2 separate regions of the Homo sapiens genome follow, and region 2 is linked to region 1. A link is a loop called in an ENCODE intact Hi-C map of the cell type or tissue named here. Cell type or tissue: tibial artery. All regions are shown on one strand. Each heading gives the region's core, and the rest is flanking DNA. Links, peaks and the distances in the headings are about the cores only. Region 1 holds the start of SAMD4A-AS1 (SAMD4A antisense RNA 1). Region 2 has its middle 71 kb from the start of MIR4308.

The links. Peaks named below come from ENCODE experiments on the same cell type or tissue, not always from the same donor. Only the 100,000 strongest peaks of a DNase experiment are listed, where the experiment ranks them.
Region 2: a loop joins it to region 1, with 2.9 times the contacts of the local background. A loop is called at or near these places in 2 of 110 quality-filtered maps.

Annotation. Positions count from the first base shown.
Region 1 is chr14:54,686,348-54,696,252 of GRCh38, forward strand. All of the region lies in intron 2 of SAMD4A (sterile alpha motif domain containing 4A), which reads left to right. SAMD4A-AS1 (SAMD4A antisense RNA 1) reads right to left here and starts at 1,563. Exons shown (of 3, transcript NR_187163.1): 1 at 953-1,563. In tibial artery, for the core only: a CTCF peak has its summit at 5,420 (motif pointing left); DNase peaks (open chromatin) are centred at 1,252 and 5,378; H3K27ac peaks cover 5,816 bases.
Region 2 is chr14:54,802,108-54,812,012 of GRCh38, forward strand. No RefSeq gene overlaps it. Among named protein-coding and RNA genes, the nearest start is that of MIR4308, 71 kb to the right of the region's middle. RefSeq lists enhancers at 2,613-3,414, 6,208-6,708 and a silencer at 7,244-7,538. In tibial artery, for the core only: a CTCF peak has its summit at 3,893 (motif pointing left); DNase peaks (open chromatin) are centred at 1,204, 2,770 and 3,895; H3K4me3 peaks cover 659 bases.

The DNA.
Region 1 (9,905 bases), core at 725-8,724:
TCCAGAGCAAGTTTAATTGTGGGTGATTTCATTCTGCCCTTTTTATGTCGCAGCCAGGGGCTTGCGTCATATAACAGTGAATTCAGGGAGATTTTTATTTGCATGTGAATCATAGCTTTTCCAGCTGAATGTCACTTACTTGGAATTTTTGTCTGATTTTGTTTTTGTTTTTGTCTCTTGGTGTTTTTCCATCGGGCTCTTTGGCTAACCAGAAAAAAAAAAAATAGAGGAAGGGCTCAATCTGACTGAAACAGGGTTTGAGTTGGCAACTCAAAAGGAGAGTATTATGAATGTGAAAAAAAGAAAACGGATGCTTTATTTTGCTTTGAGGGAGGGACCGAAGCCAAGTCAAATTGAGAGCTCTAATTTGGGAATAGTGTTATTACAGGTCATTGGGAGTTGGTTACGCGCTAAATTGGGAGGCCAGTCACATGAGGAGGCAGCAGAGGCAGATCACATGGGGGACAGTTGGGGCCCTTTTATAATGAAATTTTGTTTTATTTACTACACAGTTGAAATGTACTTATGTCATTTTGAGAAACCAAGTCACCTTATTGGCTGGGAGTTGCTCCCTGCCCTGGCCCATCAGTTGTTTGATAAATAAGCCAGTTCTTCCAATCTTTGTGCTTTCCGGGGCTTGATTTTGGCAGTGGGATCTGTGCAGTGATTCATGGAGCTGACCCTGTGATAGGGGTTATACATCTGCCCTTCCCCTGACTGACTCCAAGGGGCTTGATCTCTTCTCCTCCAAAGGCTCTACCCATTTTAGACCTCAAGGTCAAGACATACAGAAAACTTCTAACATTATATAAAGAAGTGATGACCTTTGTTTTTTAGATTATCTTCCATTTTCTCAGCACTGTTCCTCTTAATGTCATCTTGCAAAATAAGAAAGAGAAAAGATGGATCCTGCCCCTCCATGGGCAGTTATGAACCAAGTATTTCTTCTTACCTCAAAACTGCAGACTTTGGATGTTCTTGGCATCTCGGGGAGGACCAGGAAGGGTGGTGTGTGGTCAGCTGCTGATTTTCCTTGAAGAATCAAAGTTGGCATTCTTGGTGTCCACAGCCCTGATTAGTTAGCTGTGTTTGAAATAAAAACAAACAAAAAAAGGCAGCCAAAAAACAATATCTAGAATTCAGTTAATTCATTCCCACTGCAAACAAGTTGTGCTCATGCTCCTAAATGGGGTATGTTACTAAGCCGGTGACACAGAGCATCTGGGCCGGCGATGCTTGTGATCGAGGTTAGGAATAGAAGGTGTGTGGAAACTTTCTATAAAAGGCAGCCAGGTCCCCTGGACAAGGGGTCAGGAAGCTTCAGCACTGTTCACGGTGGCACCAGGGCATTACTGCATGATTTGGGGCAAGTGTCTCTGCGCCTTGGTGTCCCCTAAGTGCCGTATTGATTTGGGGGAATGGGAGGGTAAGGGCCTCAAGAAATGTTTGAGATGTAAAATGTTAAATGTTTGAGATGTGACATGTAAGATAAGTGGAGGGAGCGTGATGTCACAGGAGCTCAAATCAGGGCCACGTGTCCCTGAATGGGGCTGGGCTGCTGTCCCTTCTCAGGCATCACCCTCTGTGGCTGATGCCTCTGACATCATAATACCCAGCCAGACACTCAATAATGATGAGCTGTGCCCAGTGGACACCTGAGGAGGGAAGAAAAGGAGAAGGACAAAGTGGAGAGGGAGGAGATGGAGCAATCTCTTATGTGATCATTCCATCAACTCACAAATTTTTCACCTAACACCTGGTTCAACTGTAATGTGCTCAGCTCCGTATAACCTGGACAGCAGCTGTGCCCTCACCCCTAAACTCAGCAAAATATTATGGTCCTCTAATCAAGAGAATTTTGCTCCTGTTACTGCATGTCTTGTGGGTTCATCGTCAGACCAGTGAGTTGATACCAAACTTCACCAAACGGTTCTCCGGAGCAACCGTTTAGAGGTAACGTACTGGCTCTCACGCCCAGGCTTCTCTGGGCTTCTGCAGACTCATCTCAACTCTCCTCCTTGGAGCAGCACATAACTGGGGATTGTGTGGGGGTGGTTTGTGAGGGTGTGAGCCTGTGGTAAAGATGCTTTAAAACTGAAATTCTCACCTTCGTTTGATTCATGAGCCAGCACAGGCTTGGCCAGACTTTGTTTATTCTTATGGCACTCTTCAAACCCAAACGGGCCAAATCGTGGCTTCCCTGTCTATCCTTAGATGCAGCGATTGCTGCTTTTAACTGGGTAGGTTGCTATGAATAGAAAACTTGAGAGATCAGCCCTGTCTTAGAAATATTATGACATTTTGCTTATTTATTGTTGACTTAAAAAAAAATCCAACAACTTCCTCTAAAAATAGGTCCTTGCCACTCTTTCAACTGCTTCCTCCTAGCCTTTCTCCTGGTAAGAAATCATGGTTCCCACCTGGTTTCACATCAGCCTTACTCGATCCTCCAAATGCTATCAATTGGAGGCCATGATTTTCTTGGGTTCTCAAATGTGAACCTGGATCAAAATCATCAGGGGGCTGGTTAAACACAGTTTTTGATTCAGTAGATCTATAGAGAGGGTCCCAGAAGTCGTAATTCTTTTTTTTTTTTTTTTTGAGGCGGAGTTTTGCTCCTGTTTTCCAGGTTAGAGTCCAATGGCACAATCTTGGCTCACTGCAAACTCCTTCTCCCGAGTTCAAGCGATTCTTCTGCCTCAACTTCCCGAGTAGCTGGGATTAAAGGCGCCCGCCACCATGCCTGGCTAATTTTTGTATTTTTAGTAGAGACAGGATTTCACCACGTTGGCCAGGCTGGTCTCAAACTCCTGACCTACAGGTGATCCACCCACCTCAGCCTCCCAAAGTGCTGGGATTACAGGCATGAGCCACCGCGCCCGGCCCAGAGGTTGTATTTCTAACAATTTTCCAGGCATGCCCCTCCTCCATACTTTGTGAACCAGTGCCTTAGGGCTTTGGGTCTCCTCCTGTCCCCATCCTGTAGGAGAGAGCCCCATGGAGCATGATCCTGGTCCCTTAGATTGGTGGTGAGCAGCTAACAACCACATAGTACTCACCATGGGCCAGATGATGGTCCCATGCTTTACAAAGATTAAGTAACTCAAACATCACCAATCTTAGGAGGTAGCCCATTTTCCAGATGGAGGAACTGAAGCACAGAGTGGTTAAGTGAATTGCCCAAGTTCACACAGCTCATTCAATGGAAGCTCAGACAACATGGCTAGCATCTGTGCTCTCATTCCCCACGCCATATTATCATTCTGTTTTCCCCAAGTCACTTAGAGCACCTGATACTCCTACAGTTCTTAAGAGTGAATACCTTAGAAAGGAGCCGCCAAGACAACTGAACCCATCTTAGGCGCTAACAACCAGCATCTTGGGCTCCGATTGTCCAGGTGACTTGACTACCCTACCTGTGTCTGTGACTGAGTAGAGGCAAGAGGAGGGGGCTCTTAGCAGAAATACATTGGACATGTGACCTGGTGAAGGCCAAGGGAGGGGTGTTGATGTGAAGACGCTGGGGACATCATCTGTGAAGACAGGCCAGCCCTCCCCTTCTGCTGGAGCCTCAGTGTCCCCTCACCATTCTGCGCTGGTCCAGAGATTTCCTGCTATTGATACTTATCAGAGACACAAAGCTGAGGAGGAACAGATGTGCCATGTCATCAGCCATAATAGAAAAAGTGCATGAATCTTTTTTGGACCAGGTTGGTCTAGCAAGGCTGTGTGATCAGCACTAACCTGGGTGAGGGAGTAGGAGACACAGAAGTGGATGGACTGTCCCCACCCACAAGGAGGGGTGAAGTGGGGGGGGTGTTATACAGATATGCAAGTCACTGAGCTCAATTGTGGTAGAGAAAAGGCAATGAGGGCCCAAATGGGTAAATGGCATTTGGGGAGAGAGGTGGATTCTTAAACTACATCACAGATGATGATAGGAGCAGGAGGGGGAGGGTTCAGATGTGTCCAAGACATATCTACAGCAGAGAGTATGTAATGATAAATAATAGTGATCTCTTTTGAGATTCAAACAGCCAGAGGTTAAGTCTCCACTGGTATAGTGATAATAGACTAAGCTCTTTTTTTTTTTCTGCCAAATAATGTGTTGAGTCCTGGCTGGAGGGCCTAGGAGTACTTTAGAAGATGGATTCTACTCCTTACAGTGTTGCCTGTTGGTTCTAGAAATGGAGCCCTTCTCCAAGTATTTCTCTACCCCATTGGTCTGATTCTCCCCAAGTTATTTGTGTTACAGACACTTCTATGGGTACAAAACTTTCCCTTTGGCTATCTCTGATACCACAAATGTCATTGAAAAGGACAGATCCTAGCACTAGGCCATATACATTGATAGGAACCAAAGACAGATATCTGATAGATTAATAAATACAACCACTTCCAAAGGTGATGGTATGAAGCTAGATTCAAACAACACAGTAGGCCAGTGCTGTCACTCCCAGCTCAGAACCATTGTGGCTAGAAGTTAGCTTTGTCTTTCTCCTCACTGAGCCATGTGTCTCAGACCCTGGGGTAGAGTTGAGGGAGGGCAGACAATGGTTAGTTTCCAAACTCCCTGGACATAGGGGCCCCTTGCTGCCTTCTGCCTTCCTCCATAGAGTTTAGAAGGTTTGTTTCCAGGAAGGAGCTCCTTCCTGCCAGGTTTGTCCTCTCTCCAGCTTCTCAGCAGTGCAGGGTGCTTACAACACAGCCCACAGGCCTGCCTGCACTGGGCTGTGTGGGTCTGTAGACAAGGTTCTCAACTCTGCCTCTGCGTCTGCTCCTCTCCGTCCTACTGGGCCTTTCTGCTCCCCCTTACCTTTCCCTGCCTGAGCCCTCTCACTGTTTTTGTGCCTGCCTTTGTTGTAGAATTCTAGATGGCAGCATGCTTGCAACTTGGGAAGGATGAGGCCCTTGTCTGGAGACATTATCCCTATGAGCTCTGAGGTCTTGTCTCCTTCTGTAGCATCCCCACCAATGTGGCCAAAGCCAAGGGCCCTCATCTGATCAGTCCTCCTGATTCTGGTCCAGCCACTGAGCCCTAGGTCTACTCAATTTCATGGCAGGATACCCAGAAGGAGGGAAATGGCCTCAGCCATTCTCATTCCTATTTAGAGAAGTGCATTCTTCACCATCATCCTTCCTACCTTTTCTTCTTACCCACTGCCCAAGGACTTCAGCAATGAAAAAGTAGCTTCCCTTCTCAAAAAAAAAAAAAAAAAAAAAAAAAATCTGAAAAATCTTATTCTGATTGCATCAATAGACCTACTAACCTGAAAATGAGTTTGGTGCACAAGTAACAGGTGAAAATCAGCAGCCTTTTACTGCTTACTGTTGCAGAAATTCCCAGCATTGGCTGGCGGCTGGAGGGGAAGCAGGAAGGGAGGTGTGCCTCTAGCTCCCTCTACAGGGCTGTGCCCCAGGAGGACAGGAGAGCCAGGCTGAATATGTTCCAGGGTCACCCAACTCTGTCCTTGTACAGTTAGCCAGGCCTTTCTTTCCAAAAAGAGTATCAGTTAATTTGTGACTATGGACTCGAATATCCTGCCTCCACAAAATTGTTCATTCTGTCCCCCATTGGATGACTTGTACGTGTATTTCATATTTCATACCTAAATGAGTGATACATACATTTTACTATCAACATTGCTAACATGCATATTTTGGGAATATCTACATGCTGTTCCTTGGTGACAATATTTACATGGTTACACACCACACCACAGGGCTCTTACATTCACACTTACACTTTGGATCCCATCTCTTGAGTTGGGAAATTTTGTCTATAAGTTGTTGAGCAACTTCCTCGTTATTTTAGAAAGCGTGGGACCCAGTGACTTCACAGTTCACAGTCATGTAAAGATATAGAATGGCTCCCTGGTGTCAGGGGTGGGATGTGTGCACTCCAGCCCTTCCCAGACTTCCTGAGGTGTATAAACCTGTTGTGTGGCATGGCTGTTGTTCCGTTTGCTCCACTGAATTAAGCATGAACTATTCTTTTGTGATTCAGTCTGTTTATACTCCTCCCAAGATACTCCTCTGTTGACTGTCTGGACATTGCCAAGGATGCTGGCCTTGGAGTTCTTTGTAAAATATTATTGCAGTTAGGTTACGTGGACAATGCCGTGCTCCTTTTGGGACTCTCATGTCTAGAGCCTCTTGTGCAACAGGGGCTAAATCTAAGTGTAGAAGCAGAAAGCACACTTTTCTCCTTTGCAAGGTCAGCATGAGGATTGCTAATTCATTATTTTAAGGTACTATTGGAGTGTCACTCTGTGGTGTGTGGGGTTTTGGCAGTGGTGGTCTGGAGTGTGAGGGCGGCGCTGAAGATTAGAGAGTGGGAAAGCTTCCTGTGTTTAGAACACTTCCAGCCTCTCCTCTGAGGGGTTTTTGGTGTAAAAAACTAGTCGAGTGTGGTTTACAAGAATGTGTCTTGTGTTTGTCGAGTGAGGTAACATTTTTTTCATCTCTAATTTATATAACTCTTAGGAGACCCATTCCTATGAGGCCTTATTGAAACAATCACTTAGTGCCCCCCCCCGCAAAAAAATCAGACATATAACAGTCTTAACCCTGTTGACATTGTTTTTCTTTCCTTCTTCAACAGATGTTTGCAAGAGTTGTATTAAATATATTTCATTCTGCTGTCTCAGCCTCTCAAATCCTTTTCACGAAGATTACTTTAATGGGTGTCAGTTACAATCACAAAAAGCACCCATTTTGCTTTTGTTTTCTAGCAAAAAACAATGGGGAAACTTTCCATCTTAAACAGAATATTGAAAAGGGGGGGGTAGTAAAGACTTTGAAAATTGAGCTAATCATTTTATTTTCCTCTTTTCCATGTTCCTGTTTTTATTTGATGTTAAAGCTAAAAATAATCAGAATACAACAAAGTTGAATGAGAAAGGGGCAACTGAACAGTTTGTGTGTGACAGTTGGTACCTACTATTGTTTATAGGTCGTCTATTCTATCTTAAGCCTTCCATTTAAAGGAAACTTCTAGGAAATACCTAACATTTTGAAGAAATCCAAACGACTATTAAAACACTATCAAACAAAAGGCCATAATTAGCTGGGCGCAGTGCCTCATGCCTGTAATCCTAGTACTTTGGGAGGCTGAGGCAGGAGGATCATTTGAAACTAACCTGAGCAACAAAGCAAGACTCCATCTCTACAAAAAATACAAAAATTAGCCAGATGTGGTAGTAGATGGCTGTAGTCCGAGCTGCTTAGGATGTTGAGGTGGGAGGAAGGCTTGAGGCTAAGAGGTTGAGGTTGCAGTGAGCTGTGATTGTGCCACTGCTCTCTAGCCTGGGCAACAGAGCAAGACCCTGTCTCAAAAAAAAACTGTAATTAAGAAGGAACTATTAATGCATGAAAAAATGGAGACACCCTCATTACCCTCATGGAGCTTGCATTCTAATGGAGAGGGGCCAGAAATAAGCATACTGTACAGCAGGTCACATGGTGGTAAGCGCTATGGAAAAAACAAAGCATGACCTGGGAATAAGGGAGTGTAAGGTGAGAGAGTGGGGTGGGCAATTTAAAATAGTGTAGACAGATAAGATCTCATTAGGAAGGTGACATTTGAGCAAAGACAGAGCTGAGAGAGGCTAAACATGGGTGTGGGGGAAACGTGTTCCAGGCAGAGGAAGCAGCAAGTGTGAAGGTTCTGAGGCAGGCACGCGGCTGATATGTTGAAGGAACATCACAGCAGCCAGGATGGACTGAAACAGGAGAGGGTCAGTAGTAAGGGTGGAGGCTAGATCATAGAGGGACTAACAGGCCATCATAAGGACTTTGGCTTTTACTCTGAGATGGGAAGCCATTGACATGTTTGATCAGGGGAGTGACATGACTTACCTTCTAGTTTTAAAAGATCCTTCTTTTAGAAATGATTGTTATGGTTGATAAGAGACTACTGGAGAGGGTGGGGATATGCAGAAACATGGTGAGGGGTAGTCACATTCCAGATGTATTTTGAAGATTCAGCCCATAGGATTTATGGAGAGGTTAGATGCAGGATATGAGAGAAAGGAGTCAAGGATACTCCAAGGTTTTGACCTGAGCAATTGGAAAGATGGAAAGCCATCTGCTGAGATAGGAAAGAGGAGCAAAGAAGCAGATGTGGTGAGAGTGAGAGCAAGAGTTGGGTTGTGGACATGTTGACTTTGAGATCATCTGAGTGAGCATGGAGAGGGTGCAGTTGGAGTGTGAATCTGGGGCTCAGGGGAGAAACCTGGGCTGGAAATACAAACGTGGAGTTGTCTGCATACTCATGGGCCAGAGGTCAGAACCGAGGCAGGTGGCTGGGGGAGCTGGCCTGGTTTTTGTGCCCTCTGGGAATGGCCAGCCTCAGACCTCCTGACTGGTCATGGCCAGGAGGTCAGAAATCTGAAGGTGAATCCTAACCCTAACTTGAGTCCTTGGCTGAGATCTCAGGACTACTTCCCAGCTGGCCTGGGTCCTCAAGGAGTAAAGGAGCAGTCCTGGAGCACCCAGCTGTGCCGGTACCTGGGGAAAAAGTAACTACAGATGGAAAGTCTCCATGGAAGAAATGACCAGATCTCTACTCTGGAAAGGTAAAGGGCTCATTGGAAGTATCTGCTAGGGCAAGAGGTACCTGGTTCTTGCCTTTTGAGGATGGTCAGATGCCTTTGAATGACCAGCACCTGATGACCTTCTGCTGTCAGAAAAGACTGGAATGGTCATAATGGTCTATACAGTCCACTACATAGATGCCTGCCTTTTCTAGTGAATCCAAGGGACAGTAGCATTTTGAAGTGATCTTTACCAAGTAACCAAAAGCTCTCTGTATTCATTAACTATTGCTGTGTAACAAACTACCCTAAAACTTAATGACTTAACATAACAACAAGTTATCTCAGTTTTCTGAGGGTCAGCAATTTAGAACAGCCTGGCTGGGAAGCTCTGCCTTAAGGTCTCCAACAAAGCTGTAGTCAAGAAATAAACTAGACCTGGAGGAGCCACTTCCAAGCTCACTCACATGGCTGGCAAGTTGATTCTGGCTGTTGGCAGGAGGCCTGAACTCCTCCCCATACAGGTCTCTCCCTGGGATGCCTGAGCATCTTCATAATTGGTGTGACTGGCTTCCCCCAGAACAAGTGAACCAAGACAGCAAGGTAGAAGCTGCAATGCTTTTTATGACCTAAGGTCAGAACGCCTCCACTGCACACTCTTGGTCACATAGACCAGCTCTCATTCAGTGTGGGAGAAAAGCACATAGGTGAATACCAGTAGTCTAGGATCAATGGAGGCCACCCTGGAAGCCCGCAATCACCTTCCTTGAAAATAGGGGGAGGGTTAGGGCCGGGCACGGTGGCTCACGCCTGTAATCCCAGCACTTTGGGAGGCCAAGGCAGGTGGATCATGAGGTCAGGAGTTCAAGACCAGCCTAGCCAACATGGTGAAACCCCATCTCTACTAAAAATACAAAAATTAGCCAGGCGTGGTGGCGCATGCCTGTAATCCCAGCTACTTGGGAGGCTGAATCAGGAGAATCGCTTGAACCCAGGAGGCGGAGGTTACAGTGAGCCAAGACCATGCCACTGTGCTCCAGCCTGGTGACGGAGTGAGACTCCATCTCAGAAAAAAAAAAAAAAAAAAAAGAAAAAGAAAATAGGGGGAGGGTTTATATCTTTTCAATCCTTTGTACCTTTTCAAAACACTACTTGCAGCTGTAAGGGCTCATAACTCCAGACTGGGTTCCCCATCACAACTGGTCTAATCCATACCACTAGCAGGGCTCCCACCAAATTATGGGGATTCTTCTCTGGTCACCTCTAGCTCAAGAGGGTACCTTGGGAGACAAACTCAAGTGCAGGTGCCAACACAAGAATCCCACCATTTGCCATGTTGGTATTTTTGCCCTGATTTTTCAGGTGCCC
Region 2 (9,905 bases), core at 687-8,686, 120 kb after region 1:
CTCGGATGATGGGTGCACCAAAATCTCACAAATCACCACTAAAGAACTTACTCATGTAACCAAACACCATCTGTTCCCCAAAAACCCAGGAAATAAAACATTTTAAAAATAAGAAAGCCAGATATCAACGAGAGAAAAAAAAGACGTAGCCTCATTGTGCTTGATGATGGATCAGACATGGGCTGTAGAGGAGAAACTAATGAGTCCAGGATGCCTCCCAAAGCGTCTTGCTTGGCCAGCTGAGGTGCTGGGGAAGAATTGGGCTAGGGGTAGGGACATGAAATTTGTTATGTTACATAACCCACCTCCTCATCCAGACAAAATACTGTTTTGCTAAGCTGATACATTTGTTGTTAGATTATCCCCCACTTTGCAGATGGAAAAACTGAGACTCAGAGATGTTAAGCAACTTGTCCAACATCACAGAATTGTTATGGAATGAGGCTCCACGATAAGACTCAAATCCAGGTCTGTCTACCCTAAATATTGCTAGGAGATGGCAATGGCTGGTTGTCTTAGGCTCTGGAGACCCCATATGAGCACACACAGTAAGGAGACTGTGATGAACCTCCAGGCCTTCCCTTTCCAACATCTGTTGCAGCCTGAGACACGAGGTTACTGGTAGGCAGCAGAATTCTGCAAAATGACCATCCTATTTGTTTAAATATAGCCCCTAATTGAAAGAGAAGAGCCGACATGGCTGTGGTTCTCAATCTGACTCCATATGGGAGTCACCTGGGGAGCTTTACCAACTACTGATGCCTGGAGTCCATCCTGAGAGACTCTGACTTAGTTGTTCTAGGGCATGGCCTGGGCGTGAGGTTATTAAGCTCCCAGGTGATTCTAATGGGCAGCCAAATGGGAAAACTGCACATCAAATGAAACTGCTTCTCCTAGCTTACTGGTCTATGAGGTTAAGTGCATCTGCAGCCTTGGTAGATGAGGGTAAAAGGCAGCTGCTTCCACGGACTCATTACAGAACTAAGAGCAAGCACCTGATCCACCCTGTTCCTTGGGTGCCCTACCTATGGGAATCATCTAAGCCAGGCAGCATTAGCAGTGGGGTTTCAGCACACTCCCAGTCACTTCTCAAATTTCTTCCCCATTGGCTTCAATGGTGCTTGCAATGCCTACCGCAAAGACTCAATTTTGTAAGCTATGTGTACTTTAATTAGGTTGATGAATTGTTCCCTGGGATACTGTCATGCCAGACACCTATCACCTCCAATCGGGATGGCACCAGGCTCGAGAGGCTAAAGAAGAGACCCAGAGCCAGCAAACGAGACACGGGGCTTATTGAGGGGAACTTACGGAGCAGCCCAGTGGTGGGGACTGGACAGGAGAACCACCACTTATAAGAGCATGCAGTTTATACAGCGTTCTCACTTAACACCCTCCCCCTAGCAACCATCACCTGGCAACCTTCGTTTAACCCAAAACAAAGGGCCTCAATACTCTGTATGACCCACATTTTATGGGACAGGGCAGGATGGGGGCTCAGATATGCCTCACAGATAAGGAATGAGTCCCCAGGTTGGCCACGCTGGAACTCTAAACACACATTCAGGTGCGTCTGCCATACAGGGTGATTCTCAGAAAATGCTTAAGTTATCGCTGTCAGGTGTGTCTGCCGTGCACAGGTGCATCTACCATACAGTTGCATAGCATTAACAGCTGAGTGATCTATTAACCAGAATTCATCAGCCTGATTATCCAGGTATCTGCCAGTATAGTTTCGGGTTGTCTGTTAATGCAGATTAGGTTACACTCCATTAACAGATACTCCCCAAAACCTCAATGCCTTAAAACCACAAAGACTGGCCTGCATGTCCATCACAGGTCATCAGGGACATCTGCTCTATATGGCTTCCTCTGGAATCCAGCTTCTGGCACAGTTGCCACCTACTGGAGTACTGATATTTGCCACAGCAGAGGGAAAAAAAGGACATGCCTTCCACTAGAAGTGAAATGTGTCACTTCCGCTCACACTTCGTCAGCCGAAGCCAGTCACATGGCCACATCTAACTTCAGTGGAGCTGGGAAGCACAATCCTACCCTGCCATGAAGGACTCACAGACAGGGCTGGACCACAGCACTAATATCTCCCACCCGGTCACCGCATGCTGCCTCCCAGCAGAGCACAAACGAATGTTCAAGACGGCTAAGGTCTTGGGGTCCCCATCCGGCCAATGTCCCTCCCCACTTTTGAGGAATGTGAGCCTGTTACAAAGACAAACCCTGGTCACTTTACCTGGGTTTGCTGCTTCTCTTCAGGACCTCAAAGTCTGGAGGAGCTTAAAGTGGCGTCATCAGACGAGGTCATGTCCTGGGTGGCTGGGTGACCTCCTGTTACGCTCCCAGTGTGCTGCAGGATCACTAGGGTCCCAGGGCCAGGCCCAGCCGCGCATTCATCAAACTCTCCTTCTCTGTTAGCTCCCACCCGACTCTGAGCGGGCCAATTTCTTTCATCATCCACCTCCAGCTGGGCTGCAACCTGTGGATCACTCCTGGTTCAAAGACTCAGAAGCAGGGAAATGTAATGCTCTGAAAGGTGCTTTCACGCACAGCGGCTCTCGCCTTCAGGGGATGTTTGAGGCTGCTCTGACTCAGTCTCCCATTCAAAGGCTGGGTTCAGTGGAGAGCCCGCAGGAAGCTAACAAACCGGACTGTCTGAGGGACTGACTCAAAAAAATAAAAAGAAATAGATGATAGAGTAGCAGAAGTGCCTGCAGCGGCCTCCCGCCCGCGATGTGCCAGGAGTGAGGCAGCTTCTGCTCCACCCTCCCTGCTGCCAGCGTAGCCGAATGGGCTGAGGACGCCCCTCTCCTGGCCCTGCCTCCGCGGTCTCACTGCACCTGTATGGAAAGGTGTTGGGCCCTGGCTCCTCAACAGAAAAGACCCTCCCCCACATCCTGCTTTGCCACTCCTGCAGCCTTCGTTTTTAATATTTATACTGAACGGAGCATTCCTTGCCCAGGAGGCTGGGGAAGAACCTCAAAACTGGAAGCAAGGGCTCGTTTTGAAATCTGTCTTCCTTCACGTTTAAAACAGGCAGCTCTCCCATCTGGGTATCTTGAAAATGTGTTGCAAGCCTGAATGCTCCGGCTTCAAATCCCTGGGGCTCTGAAGCCCAAGCCTGCCTTTCCTCCACTCACTTCCCAGCTCTGCCACTTACCAGCTCAGCTATGTGTCCTTGGGTGCATTACTTTGCCTCTCCGTGCCTCCATTTCTCCATCTGTGCAATAGGGGTGCTACCCAGTGGCGCGTTGTGGAGGGTTAAGTGAGTTGATGTATGCACAGCACCTGGAACAGAGCCTGATACATAGGCTGTGCTCTTGAGTGTTAGCCGCGAGTATTGTCATGGTGATTACAATCCTCAAGCACTGTCCATTCCCTACCTCGTCAGCCGATGACAGGAGTTATTAGCTACAAAGTCTTCACTCAGGCCATTCCCAGCACTCTCCCCAGCCTGGAAGCACCCACAAAATCAGGTATCCTGTAGACAGACTGTTCTCCATTCCCCTTGGGACCCACAGCCCTTGCTGTAGCACCCAGTATGAAGGCTGGATCCAAGACTCGGGAGCCATGAGCAACACAGGGGCTGCTGAGAGAAGATGTCCTCTAGCCACACCACACACCCTGATATGTACACGTGCACACCACACACTCATCCCCAGGGTGGTTATGCCAGTTGTGCAGCACTTTTGGTGACTACAAATCCCTCTAGCCCTAAGAGGAACCAATTAAGCAATGTATTTAGTGGCCTTAGCAAGGAGGGAAAGAGTCACCTTAAACATTTTTCCCCGGCGAATCTGACACATTTTGGCAGCCCAGGAGGTTCCAGAAGGGAAAGGGGAAGCCATGCGCAGCTGGCGCCCTCTGGTGGTCAGTGTCTTCCCACTCAGCGCTTGTTCTGGGGAGGCGGCACCAGAACAGCCCTATTCAAATCAACATAAGTCCCTATGCCCCGGGTCACATGCGGTGGAAGGAACCAGGATGAGAAGGATGCCATCCTGGCCCTCGAGGTGCTCATAGTCTCTCAAATCACTGTGTCTTCTAGCCTGGGATTGTTCTCCCGCCCTGGTATCATGACGTTAGTAAGTCGCGCTCATGGAGCTCCGACTGCTGAATCCCCGCTAAGTCCACGTCCTGCGCAAGGCACTTAGTATCCACTAGCTGTCACCTTTACAGCAACACTGTGCCTTCATCTTATCTGGTTTTATAGATGAGGCTCCAGCAACTAGGTGACTTGCCCAAAGTCGCACAGCCCATTTGATGCCAGAGATTTTATTTAAATTTAGTTTATTTTAAACACATACAAATGACACAAAACTCAAATTTTCTGAAGGATTCTATAATGAAAACATCTCCCTCCAACCACTGTTCTGCCAAGTTGCCACACTGTTTGCAACCTTCGTTTTTAGTTTCTCGTGAACTTGTTCAACAATATCCCATGGGTATAAAGGGAGTTTTTTTTTTAACGCACAGAGGCTGCATACCATACACTGTTCCCAGCCTTGCATCCCCGCACCTTCCCTGCGCCCCTTAGGTTAAAACGCAAAGTTGATTTTAAAAATAAATATGGCCTGGGCGGTGGCTCATGCCTTGTAATCTCAGCACTTTAGGAGGCCGAGGAGGGGTGGATCACTTGAGGTCAGGAGTTCAAGATCAGCCTGGCCAACATGGTGAAACTACATCTCTACTGAGAATACAAAAATCAGCTGGGCGTGGTGGCGGGCACTTGTAATCTCAGCTACTTGGGAGGCTGAGGCAGGAGAATCACTTGAACCTGGGAGGTGGATATTGCAGTGAGCCGATATTACAACACTGCACTCCAGCCTAGGCAACAGAGGGAGACTCCGTCACAAAATACATACATACATACATACATAAAAAGGCCTGGACGACAAGATTCTAGATAATGGCCCTACTTAGGACCCAAGCCCCCTTTTGCACCACAAGTGGTCAGGCCAACTTAGTGCTGTTTTTCTCTTATGAGCATGGATTTCCAGAAGTAGAACTGCACTCTAATATCACTGACAATCGTTTTGTAGCAATGAATGCATGGAAATGCCTCATTCTTTTTAAGAGGTATTGTATGAAATAACCACAGGTTATTAAACTTGCCCACTACAGATGGGCATTGAGATGTTGCCAGTCTTCTGTGGTTACAAATATACTGCAATGAACCTCCTTGTCCACCTGCCCTTTTGCACAGGTGAAATTGCTAGGTCAAAGGATACACAGGTGTGTTTGTGATTGTAAAAGATGCCATCAAACTTCCCCCTATTATGGTTGTACCAACTGACCCCCCATTGCAGGGAGTAGAACCCAGGACCTCCTAACTCTGAAGCTAAGGCTGTCTTCCCCTGTCAGTTTCATGACTATGACAAATGTCATGTTGAGGTCCAAAGGGAGTGGGTGGATGAGCAGAAAGAATGCTCAGGGGGCCGTAGGCAGGTAAAATATGATTTTACTCAGCAGCCGCTCTCATCAACAGCTTTCTTACACTGTCTGCCCTGTCTCGGCTGCTTAGTCTGGCTCCCACGCACAGCTGCACGGCCAGCTCTCCCTTGCCTTTAGGGTCAGCAGCTTAACTCTTTCTCTCTCTCTCTCTGGGCATGAGTGAGCCAAGCTGTGTCCATCCAGCCAGTAGGCAGCAGCTCCCGGACAGACTGGGCCCTTGTGGAACACTCCTCAGCCCCCCAACCCCCAGCAGCTAAAGGAGGCATAGTAGCTTTGACTCCTAGGCCTTCAAAGATACAACCCATCCTTTGTCCACTGTCCAGCAATCTGCACACGCTCTGGCCTCCACTAGAGGAAGAGGTCCCATTATGGAGGAGCCTTTAAGACTTTGGCCCCACTGCACTGGGTGCAGCCCCGATGAGCCCACCTTCCTGGCTGCTTCTTACTGAGCACCCTTCAGCCCTGAGGATGGACAGCAATAGGAGAGCTTGGCATCCCACTGCTCCCTGCGCAGCCTCCTCCACCAGCAAAGCTCCTTTTCCTATGTCCCTGCTCCTCCCCGGAATCAAGGGACACCTGGTCAGCCAAGGACACAGCCATCTCAATTCCGAGGGGCCTGGGATGTGTGGGAAATGGTGCCCTCAGGAGCAAGGGCTGGAAGACAATCAGCCCAGGAGCGCCTCGCTGCACACTGCAGAGGATTCTCCAAGGCAGGCAGCTGGAGCAAGAGCTCCAGCAGGGCCTGCTCTGCCCACCAGCCTTGGGGGCTCTGAGTGCTGGGAAGCCCAGCTGGTTCCTGTTTGGCACCTGCAAAAAACCATGAATCCAGCTCTTGGGATGAAAGTAGGGCCTGAAAAACCATCTGGATGGGCCCCTGGGTAGGCAGTGGGCACACAGGGGATGATGGGTGACCTGTGTCACCACACACTCCCAGCATCCAGCCTGTTTATCAGCATGTCATCTACTGTCATTATCTCAAAATACTCCCCTGCCAGCCGATTACAGCAAGTGTCAGCTTCCTAATGCACAGTGCATAAACTGCAGAGCCACACATCAAACCCAGGGGGTCTGACTGGATATTCAAAGTCTGCCCAGAGTGACATCATACTGGTAAGCCCCCAAGAACTACTCCATAGGGAACTCGACTGTGGCTTCCCTGCACCCCTTAGGTTAAAATGCAAAGTTGGCTTTAAAAATAAATAGAAGGTGTGGACAGCAAGATTCTAGATAATGGTCCTGCCTAGGACCCAAGGCCCCCCTTTGCAATACAGGTGGTCAGCCCAACTTGGTGCTGTTTTTCTCTTATGAACTTGGATTTCCAGAAGTAGAGCTCCTGCCGGATTCCTTTCAAAATGCACACCCTCTTGCAACACGTGTCAGGCACGCAGGCGCGGCTCCCACTACAGGAGGAAGTGACCTCCCCATTGGCTGAGAGAGCTTAGGACCATGGTCCTCACGCTCAACTATGCACCAGAAAGAAATTAGTGCTCATTTTTAGGTGGGATAATAATATTGTGGTTATGTCTTTAAAAAGATCCCCTTATGTTTTAGACAGGGGGACCTGTCTACAGATGAAATAATTTAATGTCTGGGATTTGATTCAAAATCATACTAGGGACAGTGAGTAGGAGTAGAGATGCAACAAGATTGGCCATCTATGGGTAACTGTTGAAGCCGGGCTGTGGGTGCATAGGGTTCATTATACTATCCTGTCTACTTTTGTGTATGTTTAAAGTTTTCTATAATAAAAAGCAGAATGAAGAGGAGAAAGAAACACAGAGAGCATGGTAAAAACGCAGCTCTTCAGGGTCCTGGCCCAGGAGTGCAAATGAAGGTTGAGGGCCCAGGAATCTGCTTTTCTCAGGCTCCCTGCTGGCCGGTGAGAAACCTCAGCTTCAGGGTCCCAGAGCCCACAGAGGCCAAGAGGCTGAGGCCAGAGGTCCCCCGGAGCAGCCCCTGTAAATGGTCCCTGTCTATAGTCAGCCATCATTTAGGCTGCAGTGGGCTCGTCAGTGCCAGGAATATGAACGGCCTCACGGTCTATTCATTCTCGCCCGGCATCACTGTCAAGATCACAATAAGCAGCATGGCAGGATCTATGCACGGAGCTGGCTGAATCTTTATTAAAATCTTTTTTTTGTGCATGATGTTCCCAATTTGTTTCTTTGTTCCTGGTATCTGGAGTCACGCAGTTTCTGATATTTGTCTTGGAGATGGAGGAAGTTTGACTGACATGCCACGGTGGTGGAAAGGTAGTATTGATATCCTGAAAAACCTATTCTATCCAGCGAGAAATATCACCCCATAGCCCATGCTGCTGTGTCCGGGCCGCCTCCAAGGCTCGTCAGTTTGGAGGCCCCAGCGAGGTTCTCAGCATGGCTGGCAGGTGCTGCGGCCCAGAACTTAAGTGAAAGTCAAATCTGACTCATGCTTGTCACCTAGAGTGGGTGTTCTACATGTATGTGTTCCTGGGGCCCCAGAGCTGGAAGAGGTGGCCCAGGGCCTCAGGTGCCACACGCCTCCTACAACCCTTCAGCCAAAGCATCTATCTCCTTATGCACTTTACTCATGAGGGGTCTAGGTATGGCCTTTATTTTTTAAGGTTTCTGCTTCTAAAACAAACAAACAAAAAATCAAAACAGGCTAGGCAAGGTGGCTCGTGCCTGTAATCCCAGGACATTGGGAGGCCAAGGTAGACAAATCCCTTGAGGCCAGGAGTTCGAGACCAGCCTGGGAAACATGACAAAACCCCATCTCTACTAAAAATACAAAAATTAGCCAGGCATGATGGTGCACGCACCTGTAGTCCCAGCTACTCGGGAGACTGAGGTGGGAATATCACTTGAGCCTGGAAGGTGGAGCCTGCAGTGAGCTGAGATCATACCACTGCACTCCAGCCTGGATGACAGAGCAAGACCCTGTCTCAAAAACAAAAACAAACCCAAATTTTTTAAAGTTTGAAAAGCACTAACTTTGATATATGGGGAAGAAATGAAAATATGGCCAGGGAGTATGTACAACTAGAATCAGTGGGAATGTAAAATGGTACAGCCACATAAAAGAGTTTAAAAATTCAATATATTCCTACCCTTTGATCCAGCCATTCCACTCCTAGATATTTGTCAGGATGAATGAAAGCATATGTTCGTATAATGACTTATACACAAATGTTCATAGCAACTTTATTTGTAAAATCCCCAAACTTGACCCAAACAACCCAAATGTCCACAGATGAACTGATACATAGTGGTATATTCATGCAAGAGAACACTATTCAGCAGTGAAACAGAACAAACTGTTGATATACACAACAACAGACGAATCTCAGAGTAATTCTACTGAGTGAAAGAAGTAGGACAAAAAAATACAAACCATACGATTCCAGTAACAGAGGATTTTAGAAAATGCACATTCAACTGTTGTGACAGGAAGCAGATCTGTTTTGGAGTCTGTTTTGGGGGAAAAGGGAGGTAGAGATTACAAAGGGGTGTGGGTACTGCTCAGGGGTAAAGAACATGTCTACTATCTCGATTGTGGGGACGGTTTTGCAGGTATATACATATTTCAAAATTCTTCCAATTGCACACCTTAAATACTTGCAGTTTACATCAATGATACCTCAACAAATTTGTGGGGAAAAAAAAATTTAATAGGAAAAATAGCTTTAACAAAATGTGATCAGGAAAAGAAAATCCCTCTCCAGGGTCTGAGACAGAAATTCATCCCAAACCAGGTTTTTTCCAGTGATCTATGTCTCCTGAGCCCCACAACATGAATGGCACCCTGCTAGGTGCTGGAAGAGGCACAAAGCTAATGGTTTAACTGGGGAGATAAGAGACACACCAACTGCCACAGGGCGACGAGACAGGTGTCTCATGAATATCAGCGAGAGCTGCAGGGGTTAGGACTTGAGATGATCAAAGAAGGCTCCTTGGAAGAAGCAACATTTTAGTTGTGTCTTGAGTATATAGAGTTTTGAAAGATGAAGATGGAGCCAGCCGTGTTCCAGGCGGAGAGGCCAGCATGAAGAGATGTACAGATGGAGAACGACCACTGTTAAAACAAGGGGAGTAATGGAGGACACTATGGAGGCCGGATGACAGAAGTCCTTGAGTGCTAGATGACAGAGCCTGGATTTACGAGGCAGGCATGGAGAGCAGAAGAGAAACATGGCTCATTCATTAATTAAGACTTTACTGCGAACCTGCTATGTGTCACATCCAGTGTTGGGGGCCTTGGGATTCAAAGATGACCCCTGCCAGCAGAGTGTGCATCTGGTGAGAGATCTTGATATGTAAACACATAAACAAAACCAAATGGTATTGGTGCCTCAAGCAGAGCCTCCAAGGGCACGTATTATCCAAGATTCTTTTACTTGAAGTGATAGACACCAAACACCAACTGGCTTAAGTAAAAAGGAAAATGTACTGGCTCACAGA